2 separate regions of the Homo sapiens genome follow, and region 2 is linked to region 1. A link is a loop called in an ENCODE intact Hi-C map of the cell type or tissue named here. Cell type or tissue: heart left ventricle. All regions are shown on one strand. Each heading gives the region's core, and the rest is flanking DNA. Links, peaks and the distances in the headings are about the cores only. Region 1 overlaps ASS1 (argininosuccinate synthase 1). Region 2 holds the start of PRDM12 (PR/SET domain 12).

The links. Hi-C counts contacts between places; a loop is a spot of excess contacts. Peaks named below come from ENCODE experiments on the same cell type or tissue, not always from the same donor. Only the 100,000 strongest peaks of a DNase experiment are listed, where the experiment ranks them.
Region 2: it touches region 1 in a loop (2.8-fold over the local background); 5 of 110 quality-filtered maps call a loop at or near these places.

The regions. Positions count from the first base shown.
Region 1 is chr9:130,480,051-130,488,304 of GRCh38, reverse strand. It overlaps ASS1 (argininosuccinate synthase 1), which reads right to left. Exons shown (of 15, transcript NM_054012.4): 11 at 7,856-7,920. Among named protein-coding and RNA genes, the nearest start is that of ASS1, 39 kb to the right of the region's middle. RefSeq lists an enhancer at 7,484-8,239. In heart left ventricle, for the core only: no CTCF peak of the experiment used is centred there; no DNase peak of the experiment used is centred there.
Region 2 is chr9:130,658,334-130,666,634 of GRCh38, reverse strand. PRDM12 (PR/SET domain 12) reads right to left here and starts at 2,041. Exons shown (of 5, transcript NM_021619.3): 1 at 1,759-2,041; 2 at 1-27. The coding sequence starts at 1,981. RefSeq lists enhancers at 1-40, 794-1,467, 2,758-3,599. In heart left ventricle, for the core only: no CTCF peak of the experiment used is centred there; DNase peaks (open chromatin) are centred at 3,564 and 6,437; H3K4me3 peaks cover 1,496 bases; H3K27me3 peaks cover 8,000 bases.

The sequences.
Region 1 (8,254 bases), core at 255-8,254:
TTTCTTCCACCATACGTTACATCACTAAAAGGGCAGGTTCTCAGTTATCCTGGGAATTTACTAACATCTTTCTACAGTGGCTGCTTGAAAAAAACCCAGAAAGGATTTGTACACTCATGTTCATAGCAGCATTAATCACAATAGCCAAGAGGCGGAAGCAACCCAGGTGTCCATCGAGGGATGAGTGAAGAAGCAAAATGCAGTCCATCCATACGATGGAATATTATTCAGCCTTAAGAAGGAAGGGGGCCGGGCACAGTGGCTCATGACTGTAATAATTCTAGCACTTTGGGAGGCCGAGGCAGGTGGATCACCTCAGGTCAGGAGTTCAAGACCAGCCTGGCCAACATGGTGAAACCCCGTCTCTACTAAAAATAACAAAAAAATTTAGCCGGGCATGGTGGTACATGCCTGTAGCCCCAGCTACTTGGGAGGCTGAGGCAGGAGGATCACTGGAGCCTGGGAGGCAGAGGTTGCAGTGAGCTGATTTCACACCACTGCACTCCAGCCTGGGTGACAAAGCAAGACTCTGTCTAAAAAAAAAAAAGGAAGGAAATCCTGACACATGCCACAGCATCAACATAAGGCCGTGACGCTAAGTGACAAAGGCCAGGCACAAAAACAAACACTGTATGTTCCACTCATGCGAGGTCCCTCGAGTCATCAAAATCATACAGCCAGAAATGGTGGCTGCCAGGGGCCGGGGTAGGGAAAATGGGGAGTTTCATGGGGCCAGAGTCTCAGCTTTGCAAAAAGAAAATGTTCTGGAGGTGGACGGTAGTCACAGTGGCACAGCCCTGGGAAAGGACCTAATGCCGTTGAGCGGCACGCTTACGCATTTTAAAATGGTTCATTTTATGTTACATGTATTTTACCACAGTTTTAAATTAAAAAAAAAAAAAAACCATGAAGGATATTGGTTTTGACTCTGAAGCCTACCGGGGATCTGGGGAGGCTGAGTCTGCTGAGCCCTCGTGCACTAACCAGAAGTTTCCTCCTTGGAGAACTCCTCCAGTCTTTGATCTTTAAGTCTTAGAATCACGGAAATGTCAGAGCTTGCATTAGGATCAATCCGGTACCGTGTTCTCCCGACTGTTAGCTGCCAACCTAATATTCAAACAGCCTGCGGCAGAAGCCCAGCATATAGAAGAGATGGCAGAGGTTGTGCTGGGAGGAACAGAGGCCCCTCTGCAAACTCTGGACTCACCTTAAATCTAGTCCCACACACCAGTTTTACAAATGAGAACCTGAGGCCTGGGGAGGGGGGTGGCTTGCCTAATACCACCCAGCCAACTGGAGGGGGAATGGGCCCGGCCCCGGGGTCTCCCATCTCAGCTCCAGGTGGCCTCGAAGGGCCTTTGGCAAAGTGATCAACTGCTAACCAGAGCGTGAGAGAAAAAGCCCAAGTCCAGGCTGTTGCTGTGGAGGAAAAGCTTGGTTCTCACCATGGCTCCGTGTTCCTGGGCAGAAGGGAACCTCTCTGGGGGCTTGGTTCTCTCATCTGTAAACCCCTGATATACTGGTGTCAGGTGACATGCTTGTGAAAGCCCCTCAGAGCAACCAGGTGCAAATATGAGTATCGTGTGCTGTGAAAGAGCCCATCCCGCTTCATTGGTGGGGGCTGCAGCCTTCGGCATGTCCACCGTCTGAATCTAGTTGTGACCTCTGATTAGGAAATGGCCTCTCTCCAAGTTTATGCAGAGATCCAAGCCCTCAAATCCCTCGGGAGTTCCTCAGGCCTCACCGTGACTCTTGTAAAACAGTTCAAATGGGTCCGTCATCATTTTCTGCAGAGTAGCTCAGAGCCACAAACCAGGAAGGGGTAAAAAGGCTGATGGCAGCAGAAACAGAGGAATGACTGAGAAAAGTCATTATAGACAGCCTGGAGAACAGGGACATAGAACTTAGCACAGGCCAGGTATGCGGGGGCTCACACCTGTAATCCCAGAACTTTGGGAGGCCAAGGAGGGAGGATTGCTTGAGCTGAGTCCAAGACCAGCCTGGGCAATATAGTGAGACCCCATCTCTACCAAAAAATTAAAAAAATTAGCTGGGCGTGGTGGCATGTGCCCGTGGTCCTAGCTACTACGCCAAGGTGGGAGGATCGTTTCAGCCCAGGAGTTCAAGACCAACCCAGGCAATATAGGGAGACCCCGTCTCTACAAAAAAATGGTAAATTAGCTGGGTGTGGTGGTGTATGCTAGGTGGGAGGATTGCTGGAGCCCAGGAGGTTGAGGCTGCAGTGAGTCATGATCGTACCACTGCACTACAGCCTCGGTGACAGAACAAGACCCTGTCTGAAAGAGAAACAAAACAAAACATGATGACCGCACACAAACATGACAGTGCCAAAAAAGCCACCAGAAAGGGGAATGGTTCAGCAGTGTGTCCAGAAAGACCAGTGTGTGCAGAAACAGGAAATCTCTGTCTCCAAAATGGCAGATATAACGATAAAGTTCGAGGAGCAAATTTTCAATCAGCCTAGAAACCTTATTACCAGAAATAAAGCAATTTCCCAAGAGCACGACACTGACAAAGTCCTGCTGGTCCTCCATCCTGGCACATGCTAGAACTGGATACATATCGGGTTGGAAACAGGCCTTCTAGTGATTAGTTTGGGTACATTTTGGAAAATTCCAGAAACTTGCAAAGCCCATCCTTACACTGGCCACAGAGTCGTAATGGCGCCATCCTGGGTAGGCCGGTAGCAGGAGCCCTCCTCATTTTCAACTCCTAGACACCCAGGCCCGCCTCCCTGCTTTTCTGTCCTCAGCTCGGCCAACTGTAGGGCAGTCCAAACTACATTTGCAGGGCTGGAGCTGGGCACCAGGAGTCCTACAACCATGCTTTACAGAAAGTGCCCAGCTTGGCCTTTACAGAAGGTGCCCAGCTTGGCTTTGCTGTGTGACTTTGGCCGGTCTCAGCCCCCTCTCTTAGACCCAGGCAACCCATCTGGAAAACAAGAAGGCTGCAAGTTCCTGCTGCTCTGACATTCCAACTTCCTTTGGGACCTACCTCAAAGGTAAGTGTTCAGAGCGTCCTCCAGGTGTGCCCTACTTACTGACAGTCTTGTCTCGAGAACATTCGAGGCCACAGCATCGCCTCCCATCAGTCCAGAGAGGGGAGGGCGCAGGTGGGGTTCAGGGCTCGAGGAAGAGCTGTGACTTGTCCAAGGTCCTCCAGCTACTGGCCCATCACAGGTGTCCCCAGGAAAATGAGGCCAGTGCCACCGGGAGCAGAGAATGTCTGGTGGGCAGAGGCCAGGCAGAACCCTCCTCTTCCTGAGCCCCCAGCACCGGCTTCCTGGCTGCCACCCTCCCAGGCAGCCTCCGGAGGGCTCACGGGCAAGGGGAAAGGCTGCAGCCACAAAACACACCAGTGCAATTAATATTCCTGCTCCTTTTCTTCGAAAGTGTTAATTGTGACGGATCAAAAAACTTGTTTTTAGGTTGCTGCCGACGCGCGCGCGCGCACGTGTGTGTGTGTGTGTGTGTGTGTGTGTGTGCGTTTAAAGCTCTTCCCTCTCCTCTCCACAGGGGTAGGGGGTACAGATGATTTCTGTGTGTTTCTTCTGGAAAAAAAAAACAGTGACAGAAACCTGATGCTAAAAGACTATGAATTTGGGGCTTTTGACAGTCGGCATACAAACCACTGCGCAGAGAGAAGGAGGAAATGACAGCTGAGCCTCTGTGTTGCCGTGGAAGAGACAACGGACATCTTTGGAGTGACACACACAGCAGCTCCAAGTGTCTATTTTCATCTCCCCGTGTTTACAGGAAAAAGACAGAGGTGTCAGCAGTTCTCTGTGGAGCAGCTTCAATCACACCATAATTACTGCCAAGAAAGGTGCAGCGGGGAGTGGGGAGACGGGCAAGGATCTAGGGGTGGCCAGGGGTGGCTGGGGGGAGAGTGGACCAAGCAGAAAGAGGTGGGAACCAAACAGCTACTGTGGCCCAAATTCTTCTCATCTGTCCCTGAGGCTGCCAGGTTAGGCAGAATGAGCAATTTTGCAGAATTGAGTGGGATCCGCCAGCTCAGCTGGGGCCTGGGCTGGAGGTGAGGGCACCTGGACTAAAGGCTCTGGTCCTTTGGGAAAGTAGAAGAAGTGATTTGGAAGAGGTGGGGCATAGGGGTTGGCTGGAGCCCAAGGGCTCCCCTCTTAGGTACCAGGGCCAAGGTGAGAAGCAGTTGCCATGGTGATGGGAGGCCAGTCAGGGTGGGACTCTAGCCATCCTCTATGCTCCTGGTGCCTGGCGGGCCCCATCCTGGGTGGGCCTCTGGGGCTGAAAACCTTTTTGCTTCACAGGTCTCCCTCCATTCTCCATCTGGAATGTTCCAGATGGTGGGTGGGCACGTTGGGCAAGTGGGTGACAGCCCTTGTTCCTTCTGGGCCAGAAAGTGGAGGAGTAAGGAGGAAGGGAGACAGGAGGGGAGAGTGGGGAATGGGGAGGAGGATGTGCAAAGAGGGAAGGGCAAGGGAGGGAAGAGGGGAAGGAGGAGGAAAGGGAGAGAGGGAGGAGGAAAGGGAGAGAGGGAGGAGGAAAGGAAGGCAAGGAGGAGGAGCAAGGCGGGGGCAGGCAGAGGTGAGACGGGCAGGGCTGGGAGGAGAGCGGAGAGGGGAGAGCGGCGGGAGAAGTCTGGGGCCAGAGAGGAGACAGAGAAAGAGGCTGAGCACAAGGACATGCGCTGGCTCCTTCCCGGCCTCCCTCGGCTTCCCTCCGGCCTGCCTTGCCCCCCTTCTCCTCCCCACTGATTTCATTTACTTCACTTAATTAGCCCCCCTCCAGAGTTAAAAAGATAATGTGATAATGACATGTGAACAGCCACAATACGGAGAAAGCTACTCCAGCCGCGGCTTCCCCAGCCCCCTGTCCCTGACCCTGAGCGCCGCTGACTAGGCCACCCCAGACCCAGGGCACTGGCGCTGCCCAACTCCCTACCCGCCCCCGCCCCCCAGAGAAAAAAATCAGCCCTTAACGAATTTCAATTACGAGCTTTGTAAAATCAATACAAATGACATGTTCCCCTTGTACACCGAGATACGGACAATAGCATCTTTCTGTTCTGCCCTCAATATAATTGACGATTAACAGCTTCTCTCATTACTGTACACTTAATAAAAACCTTGTCATGGGGGAATCCACAGTGCCCTAATTTACCGTCTCTCCTCTTTCCTTCTCACATGAAATATTTGGAGTAGAGAAATAAAAACAAGACACCACCCTAAAATTACCTAGCAACTTTGTCTTCTCTCCCCAACCCAAAGCAAGAAAATAGGTGAGTGAGGACATTCAGAGGGAGATGATACGACCTCCTCATCTGGCCCCTTGACAATTGGAGTTCCAGAGGGAGAAACTTGCCTAAGATCACACAGCAAGTTCTTGCCGTCAGAATCCCGATTTTCTTCCCTGTACGACACTGACTAAATTCTGTGCTTTTGGGGAGAGCCTCCAACAGCACACACAAAGTACCAGGGCAGAGTGAAGGCTGGGCTCCAGGAAGCTTTCCCCAGGTGGGTGGTAAGGAGCCACGGGGATTGGAACAGACTGTTGATCTCATGGCTTTGACCTTCTACGGGGATGAGGCCCCCATTCTGGGAAAAAGGTCCAGCCTCCGTGGAATGCTGTCAGCTACCATTCCACATTCAGAATAGTGCATTCCAGGTTTTCATCACTAACCACCTCCTTCAGTTCATTTTTGCTCAACTCTGCTTGACTCGCCCCACCCCACAGGATGCCATTTCACAGTGACTTCAGGCCAGTCCTTATCTTTCCAATAGGGAAGGCAATACACTTTCATCACGTATGCCAATCCTGATCATTTGGTAGTGCCTGCAAGCAGCCCTGAGATACCTCTGGAGTCAACAGGATAATGCCAGCATTGACTGGTGATGCCTGCCACAGGCATGGCAAGGGCATGCCTGTGGCAGGCCCTTATTATGATAAGACAGGTGCAATACTGGAACCCACCCCACCCCCCGCCACACTGACAGCTCCCAGAGGATGGGGGCTGCTTCTGTCCCCATTCCACATGCCCGGGGGACTGATGGCTATTTATGGAGCACTTCCAGTGTACCAGTTCCTGCCACCATACATGAGTTTGAACCCAGATCTGTCCAACTCCAGTCTAAGCTGTTAGCCCTCCACTCCATGCCACTCTGGGCCCAGATGGCAGTCCTGGTCCTGCCACTAAAGTGCCTGGGACTTGAAGCAAGCCCTCTATCCCACCCCTCCCCAGCCCTGGCTTCCGCATCTGTAAATGGGGTGCTGGTCTGTGGCTCCTCAAGGTCCCTCCCAGCTCTCCCTGGAGGGTGCACACCGCGCTGGCTCCCAAGGGCAGGCTGCGACAAAGGGGCATCTAATCACATGTTAATATAGGTAAGAGACAAAGGTAAGCCCGGATAAAAAGGAGCAGCTAATTAGTAACATTGTTCTCAAGGCCTCCCCAGAGCTTCAATTAGGTTGTTTCTCCTGAATAACAGCAAGCAAGGAGCTAAAGCCACAAGAAAGAGGCGAGCCTGCCTCCCCTTCCGCGCTCCCATGTCTTTCGAGGCAAGCCCGTCCCCGCCCCGGTCCATGCTGCCATGCCTTTCCAGGGAAACGCAGACAGGTCAGAGCCAGAGTGATGCAACTCCCAGCGCCTACCGCATTACACTTGGGGAAACTGAGGCCTAGCGATAGATGACAAGTCCAAGGTTGTTGGGCAAGGCAGGGCAAACCTGAGACCAGAAGCAGGCATCCTGCCCTCCGGACCACCACCCTTTTCTTCTGGCCCACATGGGGTGATCGGCTCTCTTTGGATTTTAGAATCTTAGTAAAAATAGCCTGAGAGACATGGGGCCGTGACTATACCGTGGCCAGGTGATATTTGGTTGTGGTATCTTTTCAAATCAACCCTAAGCAAAGAGACCTGAACATTTACCGAAACAGGAAGCCCTGACCCCACCACCAGTATAAAAATTCAGGTGCCCAATTCAGGGGCTGCAACTGCTGAAACCTTGCTCTTTCCCTCTTAGGACCCCCAAGAAAGAACACAGCATGGCTTTATCACACACTGGCAGACCCTCAGGGAGCTGAGATCCCCTTGGTGTATGAATGGGGAAACTGAGTCCTGGAGAGGAGGGTTGTGGTCAAGATGAAATGCTGATTGGCTGACAAAGGGAATCATGGGCTTTGGCTACTAAGAGAAGACAGAGGCACCTGCTTGGGGACCAACTGCCCTGCTCCTGGGCCCAGCCACAGGCGGATACGAGGCTAGGCAGGCTAGAGGCCAGCCGAGGTGGCAGGCATGTCACACTGAAGCTCAGCCTCAACTGCGGCACAGCCCCAACTGTGGCACAGCCCCATCCCTGGAGAAAAGGGCCAGTGAGCCGTGCCTGATGCTGGGACAGGTCCTTAGGCCCTGGCCGGCTCCCAGTGCCTGTGCAGCCACAGCGCCCACCCCTGGCAGGATTTTCGCCCTGCCTGGCCGGCGGCCTCCATGCGGCCTTAATGACCACGAAATCGGGCCTGCACGGTCTGCCTCCACACCCGGCCTGCCCACCCCAGACACAAGACAGCCTGACCTCCAGGCCTGGCCCTGGCCTCCCTGCTCCTCGGAGACTCCCCAGGCCCTCCTGGGCCTCTCCCAGCCCTTGGACAGCTCTTCTCATAACACCCTGAAAGTCAGGGGCAAAGGGCCCACGATCCCCACTTGGCAGGAGGGAAACTGCGGTCTCACGGGGTGTGGTGAAAGGACGTGCCCAAGGTCGCCCACGGAGCATGGGGGTAGTAGCGTCCAAAGGGGACAGGGTCTCAGGGATCTCTGGGTTTGCTGGGTCCCGAGGCAGGCCCTGAGGGAGGCTGAGCAGACTCACCTCGGGACTTCATTCCAATGAAGCGGTTCTCCACGATGTCAATACGGCCCACGCCATGCTTGCCCCTGTGGGAAGAACTGGTCCATTAGGTTCGGGCGCTACCGCAAGGCTCAGAGTCACCCACCCAGCTGGGCTGTCCCAGGGTGGGCACAGCTTAGGCCACACATTAGGCAGCATTTCAGGATCTAAGACTCAAGAGGACATCTGAGCCGGGTCACCTAGTCCAGGTGCCCACTGGACAGGTGGGGAAACTGAGGCCCAGAGAGAGCAGGGATTGCCCAGGTGTGAGTTCACATTGTTCCTTCCGTTCCCTGTGTCCTGGGGCCCTGCCTAGCGCCACAGCTAACTACTGCTCCCTTTCCTTCTATCCTGGCCTCCCATCCAGCCAAGGGCCTGAGA
Region 2 (8,301 bases), core at 1-8,000, 180 kb before region 1:
GCACCAGGCTGGACAGCTTCTGCACTTCTGCGGCGGCGGGGCCAGGAAAACCGGTCAGAGCCCGAGGCAGCCGAGGCCCGGCCCTTCCTTCCCCGCCGGGACCCCGGCTTCGGTCCTGCCCAGACCAGCCAAACCCAAGTCGGCCCCAAATCCAGAGAAGCCACCCGGGTGTGGAGGAAGTCGGATGTGCGGAGGCTCAACGACCTCTCCTCTGTTTGCAACCTGGAGACCCTCCGTGCCCTGGAAAGCGAGTGGTGCGTTGGGGATCATTTTTAGAAGTGGGTTTTTAGTCTCTCCGCGAATTCTCAAAGCATTCGCAACTTCTTCCATCCTCTGCCCCGGATAAGTTTAAGAATTAATGAGCCAACGGCAGCGAGCGGTTTTATGCACAGGGAAACTGAGGCCAGGTCCTGCAAGGAGGTGAAGGCCAACCGGAGACTCTTTCGCCTAGTCGGCTTCCGGGAGCCCACTGTGTGTCCAGGCTCTGGGCACTGGCAGAGGAGCCGGGCCGTGATCAGCGCTGGGGACAGACCTCGGGCTGGCAGGTGTTGGAGGTGCCAAAGAAGCACCGGCAGCAGCTGGCCAGGCTCTGCGCTCGCTGTGTGACCCCGGGCGCGCCCGAGTCCCTCTCTGCTCCCAGGCCCTGGGGTGCCAGGGAGGGCGGCGCCCGGGCTCAGACAAACCCCGATGTCATCTCTCTGGGCGGGGAGGAGCCGCGGCGGCCCCCAGCTCCCCGAGGGTTCCCCTGTCGGGCATCTGCGGCAGGGCTGGAAGCGGCGAGGCGCACAAGGGCGGCCTCCATGTCTTACAAGGTTCCCCTCTAAGCTACCTGGGAAAATACCCGGCGAGCGGGCCGGCTGAAAGGGGGGGGTTAAACGGTGTCCATTGCGGCGCGGCGGGCAATTTGTCACGCTGTTAAAGTGATCGCATTCATTCGGCTCCATTCGAAAGAAATTGCTAATTCTAAATTCATTAGCCCTGGAAGAATGCTGTAGCAGTAAATTGTAGCTCAATGCGGAGGGGACTTGTTTAAAAGGGGCCGAGGAATTCCCCTTACAAAAAAGGGGGATTAGATGGTTGACATAGCGTGAATGGAAGTGGAATTAGTCTTCACGGTAAATTAAGAGAGGAACAGAAATCGTAAAGGGGGAAAAGAGGGCGACGCGCAGAGATGCCAGAGCCAGGGAAAGATATTGTTTGCGGGTTGATGAATGAGGAATAAGAACTTGAGACATCTTAAAGAAAAGAAACTTTTCTCGCTCTCTCTTTCTCTCCCTCGCTCTCCCCGCGGCTTTTTCTCCCCGCCCGCCCTCCCTCCACCCCCTCCCCAGCCCCGGCTGCCTTTTAAAGTTCTTGGTTTAAGTGGGAACTTTCGTGGGTCAAGCCCAAGTTAACTAAATGAATTTAAAACCCCTTCTTTTTGAGTCAACTGCTATTACACGCCTAGTAAGGCTGTAAATGCCGGGAACCCGCCAGCTCAAGCGCAGGAGGGGAAGGGAGGGGCCGGCGGGGGCGTCGGGGCCGAGCGACGGGGTCGCCGGGGTCGGTCCTTGAGCCGGGTGGGCTGCGGAGCTGCTTGGTGGCTCGCGTCCTGGTTTGGCCCATGGGGAAACTGAGGTGCACCGAGCGCCGGGAGAGCCCAGGTTGGCGCGAGTAGCAGCGAGGCCGGGTATCCCAGCCGCGTCTCGCGCATCGCCAGGACGGGAATGGGGGTCGCCGGGAGGAGGGATTGCGCCGGGCTCCGACGGCTGGACTCACCGCCGGAGAAGGACTGCGCCAGCACCTCGGCGGTGAAGGCTGTCTTGGGGCTGGCGTGGTGGCTCTTGTCCTCGAAGAGCTGCTCCCCGAGCACGTTGCGCCAGCGGCCGTACAGGAAGCTGTGCAGGATGTCGGAGGTGATAACCTCGGCCAGCGCCAGTCCCGGCGCCTTCAGCCCGGTCTTGAGCACCAGGGCCTCAGCCGGGAGCACGGAGCCCATCATGGGCGGCCCGGAGCTCCCCGGCGCCGGGGGACGGCCGGGCCGACGGGGGAGGTGGGCGGGCGAGAGGGGAGCCCAAGGGGCGAGAGGAGAGCGCTGCGATGGAGAAGGAACCAGAGCAGGGGGAGGACGGAGAGGAGGAGGACGCAGGAGGGAGCGGGAGGTGAGGGGGCGACTGGGAGGAAAGCGAACGAGGGGGAGAGGGGAAGAGAGATGGTGAAATCTGTAGAGATGGCAAAGGCGGCGCGGAGGGTGGAGAGACGCGGGTGGAGGCGGAGGCGGGTGCGGGGGGTGCAGGGTGGGTGAGAGGCGGGTGGTTGCAGGGAAGCGGCAGCAAGGGGCTCAGGCGCGCGCTAGCCTCTCGCACACTCGGCCGGGGCCGTCTTCCCCTTGGCAAAATCTCAGCGCCTTTATAGGAGCCGCAGTGACCCTCCTAATTGGTTATTAATGACCCCCTGACGTCGGAGGACAGACTTGTTGTACCCGGCTGGGCTCGAGGAGCCTTCGTCGCGAGAGCGCGAGGGGCGGGGGCGCGCGGACCGCTCCAAACAGTACCCCTCCACTCCTCTCTCCCCTTCCTGGTCCTTCCTCCCCCCTCCTGTTTTTCCTTCTCTCCCCGTGGGAAGCGCAGGGCAGGGAGGGAGGCTCAGCCGGCTCTGAGGAGAGGAGGGGACGGAGAAGGGGAGGGGGTGCGGCGAGGCTCTCTAGGACTCCAGGGACCAGGCTAGACAAGAGGGGACGCCTGGCTTCGGGCCCCGCGCTCCCCTCAGGCCTGATCTATGTTCACCGGCCTGGCCCAGCCCGGCGTTCACCTTTACTTTGCTGCCCCGGCTGGCCGGCCCAGCCCTGCACCGCTCTCCCTCCCCGGCCAGAGCCCGCGTCCTCTTCCCTCTCCGGCCCTGCACTCCCCGGGCCGCCACAGTCGCCCCGAGCTCGCGCGCAGCCCTAGTTGCCACGCGGATCCCCTGCTCAGACTGCGCTGCTGAAGCCGGCGCTTCGCTTCATACGGGCCGCGCCAACTCGGTCGCTGTGCACGGTCGGGTGCGAAACTCCTCCGCGGGCTCACGGGGCTGCCGAGGCGGGGCCGCAGCGGCCGTCGGGGCTGGGGCTGGTCCCGGCCTGAGACAGCTTCATGGAAGGCCAGGCTCCCGGCCCTTGCGGGGCCAGGTCGGGGGTCGAGATGGGCGGACAGGAATCGCCCTGGCAGCCTGTCTCTGGGAAAAGAATTTCCTACGGGATATAGGGGGATTGAAAGGGGTCCCGAGACCCTTCCTAGGTGGGAGCAGGCGTGCCTGAGAGCGAAGTCCCTCAGAAACTGCAGGCAGCTCCGCGAGAGGCCTCAGTGCGGGTTCGGCTTGCGGCCCGGCTTTCCGGCTCCTTGCTGAGCTGCAACCTCGGGAAGCCGGTGGCGTTGCGGCGCCCCTTCCTTCTTGCCTCCTAGTTCTTTCTTTCTCCTCTGCCTCTCTCTTCTTTCCCTTCCTCTCCTCTATTCCTCCTGCCCATCATCCCAGGAGCAGACTTGCTTTGCGGCGGTTTCGAGGCACCTCGGAGCCCAGCGATCCCCTCTCCCGAAGCAGGTAGCTGCTGAGCCCAGCGGAAGGCCCCGCTTCCTGCAGGCTTCGCGGCTCCCCAGTGTCAGCCTCAAGCCTCGGACCCCAGGCCCTGACATGCTGGGTGAGGGAGCTCACCCCACCTGCCGCACTTCTGGCTCCCATCACCAGCCTACAATTTCAGATGCCGCTAACAGAGGTGCCTGGACCCTCTCGGCGTGGGTCAGGCTCACGGATTAGTCTCCGCTGGACTGTGTGGACTCCCTAGACCTTCTCCTCAGCGCGGAGGACTTGGGTGGAAGAACAGCGAGCTGACCTCCCATGAGCGAGACCCTGTCCAAACGCCTGTTGGCATAGACGCCCCTCCACCACCCGGACGCGCCTTGGCTAAGAGGGTCTCACACCTGGCGTCCAGACTCCAGACCCCTGGTCCCCAGTTCCTGCCAGTAGTCTCCGGCATCCCCCGTCCCCGTTGGGACGCAAAGGGAGGAAGGCGGCGGTAGCTGGCCTTCAGACCCTGCGTCCGGGTCCGCCCGAGGCTGGAGCCCAAGGAAGGGCACACCTGGCAGAAGGCAGGACCGTTGGGCAGGGCGCCAGCAGAGGGCAGCGCTGCTGAGGAGGGAGGTGGGTTAGGGTCGCCGAACCCTCCACTCATTTTTCGACGCAGCTTGTGGGTCGCATCGGCTCCCTGGCCAGAGCTCGAGTCTGAGGGGGCGTATGGAGTCCGATGGCTCCTGCAGGGGAGCCTCACCGGGGCCTACTTCTTGGCTTCTGGGAAGACCTAGGTGGAGAGGACAAAGTGCTAGGAGCGAGGGAGACGACGTCGGGGAGCGCTGCCAGGAGCCAAGCGCTGCGGCAGCTCCCAAGCCCCGAAAGCGACCTCAGTTCCTCCAGGACACCAAAGGGGGATAAGGACTGCTGTGTGTCCTGTGGACTGCCCCTTTCCTCTCTGGGCCTCGGTGTCCCTGTCTGTGCAATGGTTTGAGTTGGACTTTGTGAACTGAGGTTTCTTTGCTTGGTCTCTCTTTGGGTAAGATCACTTTACCCCACGACAACCCCGAGGATTTTGCCCTCTCCAGGGCCACGTCCCACTGCGGGAAGCCCTCAGGTCTGTGCATCCTCCGTGCTGGGGTGCAGCGTTTGGGTCCTGAACCCCGGCTTAGAGTTAGAGGCTTGGATTCCGCTGGCGCAGTGACCACGGGCTCGGACTGCGGCCAGGGAGTCCCATTCCTCTCCTCCGGACCCGCAAGCCCGGAGAGCAGTACTGGGAGCCGGGCAGAAGCGGAGCGCAGAACGTCCTCCCAGCTGGTGCGCCCAAATCTCCACCGCGCTCACATTTTGTGCTTCTAGTCTAGCGGCAAAACCCACCTGGACCCCCGCCCGGGGAAAAAGGAGCCCGTAGGTAGCGCCCAGTCTCAAGGTGCATTGAAATAGGGAGCAAGACCCTGTGCTCACATCTCCCCGGGAGGAGATTTCGAGGGGAAACATTCCGGGCTTTCCCAGCGGATGACCCGTGTTATTTTGTCATTTTCCGCGGGGCCCAGGCGCGGAATGTGCTCGCGCAAAAGCCCCCTCCCCTCGGCCGGGCCGGAGCTCTCAGGCTCCGTCGCCCCCCTCGCCCGCTGGCCGCCACTTGGCGATCTCTTTAATATTCATGGGCGTTAATAGAGAGGCCCTCAGTATATCGGTCCATTGTGGGCGGCTCGTAGGACTTGAATAGGCCTCGGCCCCCTTTCTTCGGCGCGGCTTCCCGAGGGGCCGGGCCAGGAGTGAATGGCCCCGCTTCCCGCTCCGCGCCCCCTCCCCCTTTCAGGGAGAACATCTTTATCCTCTTCTCCGCTGCCGCCGCCGCCCGGGCCCCCATTCACGCGGCCCCGGCTCCGGGCGGAACGAATCAATTTGCCGCGGCTCTTCGGAGGTCATCCTCGCCGCCCGGGTGCCCTCTTCCCCTGAGCCCACGGGAGTGGAGAGAGGGCCGCCGCGGCAGGCCGACGGCCCCACGGAGGGACATTGAAGGGGAAGTGGAGGAGAAGAGCAGGGGCGACCCGGAGGGGTGGCTGGGCCGGGGCGGGCAAGACAGTCTCAGGGCCCGGCAGCCGCCCGGGGTTGGCTAATTTCTAGTTGTTGCCCCGCTCAGGGCGGAGCGCCGAGGGGAAGGAGGCCGCGGCCCAAGCCCGGAGGTCCGTTCGTCCTCCCCTTGAGGCACCAGCGCGCGTCCCTTCGGCCCGGCTGAGGCACCTATGAGAACGGGGGCGTGTGGGACAGCCCAGGGCCCCGCACGACGCTTTCGTTCTCGCCGGTGCGCCGGGGCTTAGCTCCGGGAGAGCCAGGTCCCGACAGTGCGCTTCAGGGGGACGCTCGGAAGGGCGGCCGGCTTCGCGGCTCCTGCGCCCTCGCTCTGGGGCCCGGGCCTGGGTGCGGGGGAGGGGGGTGCGAGTCGGTCAGGCGGGGCCAAAGCGCACGGGTCCCCGCCCTGCCCGCCCCGCCGGCCCTCAGAGGCGCAGAAAGAAGCCCATTGTCCGCCGAGAAATACATTTTTGGGGGCCGAGTGAAAGCCCGTCTTTCTTTTGAACTTTAGAAGAAAGTCTCCTGTTCTCGCCCCTCGGAGGGAGAGATTTGTCCCCCCTCCCGGGAGCTCCGCGCGCCTCCTCCTCCCGAAACATCTGCCGGGGGAAAATCCACCCTGGAGGGCAGATCGCGCTCGCTTTAAGCCTGGCGAACTCATTAAAAAGATATTAGCGGCGGGGGCAGGTCCCGCGCAGGTATCGATCGGCCGGAATGAGCCCGAGGAAGAAAAGGCGAAGAATGCGCCCGCGCCGCGCTCAGACGCCCACCCGCCCCGCCCAGCCCCTGCGCCCCAGCCCCGCATAGGGAGAGGGGCCCCCGCGCCGCCTCGCACTGTCTGTGAGTCCCGCGGCCCGCGGTCCAGCCGCCCCCACCCGGGCTCCTCGGCACAGCCCCTCGGCAACCCTCCCCTGCCGGTGCTGCGCTCCGTCCTGGCTTCCCCTGCGCGCAGGTTCCCGGCCGCTCCCCTCCTCCGCCCGCTGCCGTCGCGCGCCCAGCATCCGCGTCTCTCTTCTCCCCCTCTCCTTCTCTTCCTCCTTCCCCAGCGCTCCCCTCTTTCGCTGGCGCTCCGACTCCCTCTCCAGCTTCGCACACCCTCTCCGCTTCCTCCTCGCACGTCTCTCTCTGGCTTTCTGAGCCTCAATCTTTCGCAGTGGCCCAGGAAATTCCTTCCTCGCGTGGGGCCCGCGCCGCTCCCCTCCCCCCACCCCCGTTCCCCGTAAGACGGTTCAGGGTTCCAGGGCGCCCCCGCCGGCGCGTACAAAGGCGCGGCTGGCTGCCAAGGCGGGTGGGGGCGAGGCCGAAAAAAACGGTTTCAACAGACGTGACTCGGGGCCAGGCCTGCGCGGGGCTGCCGGCGGAGTGGCGGCCTCGGCTCAGTGAATGGGGACAGCGGCCCCCTCTCCCACCCCACCCCTGTCCCCTCCCAATGTAATTAGCTTTCAAGGCTCGGGAGAGACAAAGGCGCGCCCCGGGGCGCCCACGTGGAGTGCGTAGGCGCGAAGTCGGCGCCCCGACCGGCAGGTGACTGGCACGCGAGTCTCCCCAGGCGCCCAGGGGCGGAGGAGGGGAAGCCCCTCCCCTGCGCCTCTCGAACCCCCTTCCATCGCCCACACCCCGGTCCCCAGGCCAGCGATGCCAGCGCCACAGCCCAGGCTGATCAAGGCGGCGGGAACGACGGGAGAGACGCCGGGGACACCAGGAGACCGGGCGGTGGGAGAGACAGAGGCGCAGGCTTCTGGAAGCAGAGGGGGCGAGACAGGGGTCGGGGGAGACTGAGGCAAGGCGATGCCGAGGTGGAGGGAGCAGATGAAAGGCCGAGTCGGAGACGCAGGGGTACAAAGACTCGGAGATGAAGGAAGCAGAGGGGGAGAGGCACGGCTTCCGAAAGAGCGGGAGGCCTGGAGAGGCTTTCAAGAGCTGGATCACCAAGAGGGAGCAACAGGGTGCTACAGAGAGACTGGAGTGTGAGGGCAAAAGGAGTCCTGGGGAAAACAGCAGGGAAAGGTTGAAGAGGGCAGGCTGGTTGGGGTCTGTGGGAGGCAGGCGCCCTCCCTGTCCGTCTTCCCTGGCCCCTCCAGCCTCCAGCTCACCCTCCTCTGTTGCCTGCCCCTCTGGTGGGTCTAGGGGCAGCCAGAAGGAGCCCTCTCCGACCCATTCACAACCTCCTCTTCTGCCCGAGTCCCTTCCCACCCCACACCCAGCCCTTCCTCCACAACTTCCCTGAGCCGCCTCCTGCCTTCCAGAACCTTGCACTCAATTCCACCTGAAATGTCCTCCCTGCATTGCCCCAGAGCAGACAGGGGGTTGGAGTCAGGGGGCTGTGCCCTGACTGCTGCTCCCTGAGGCCACCTGCTGCCATCCAGACCATCTCCTGCCTCATGGGGAATCATTGCATTGTTCAACAAACATTTTTTGAGCACCTACTATGTACCAGGTCCCATACAAGGCCCTGGGGGCACCAAGTGACCAGGGCAGACCCAGTTCTTGCCTTCTCAGACCACCTTCCAAGCGGTGCACCCTGGTAGGCCAGAGCTTCTCCTAGGTCGCCCTGGTGGCTCTGAGGTCTCTCTTGACAGCTTTCTCTGAGGGCTCCTGCTGAAATGGCTGTGACTTCATTTGTAGAGTGGGAACAATAACCAGGCCTGTTTGTGATGCCTCACGTATCAGGTGAATGAGCTCACACTCAAGTTGCAGAGTGAATGGTGA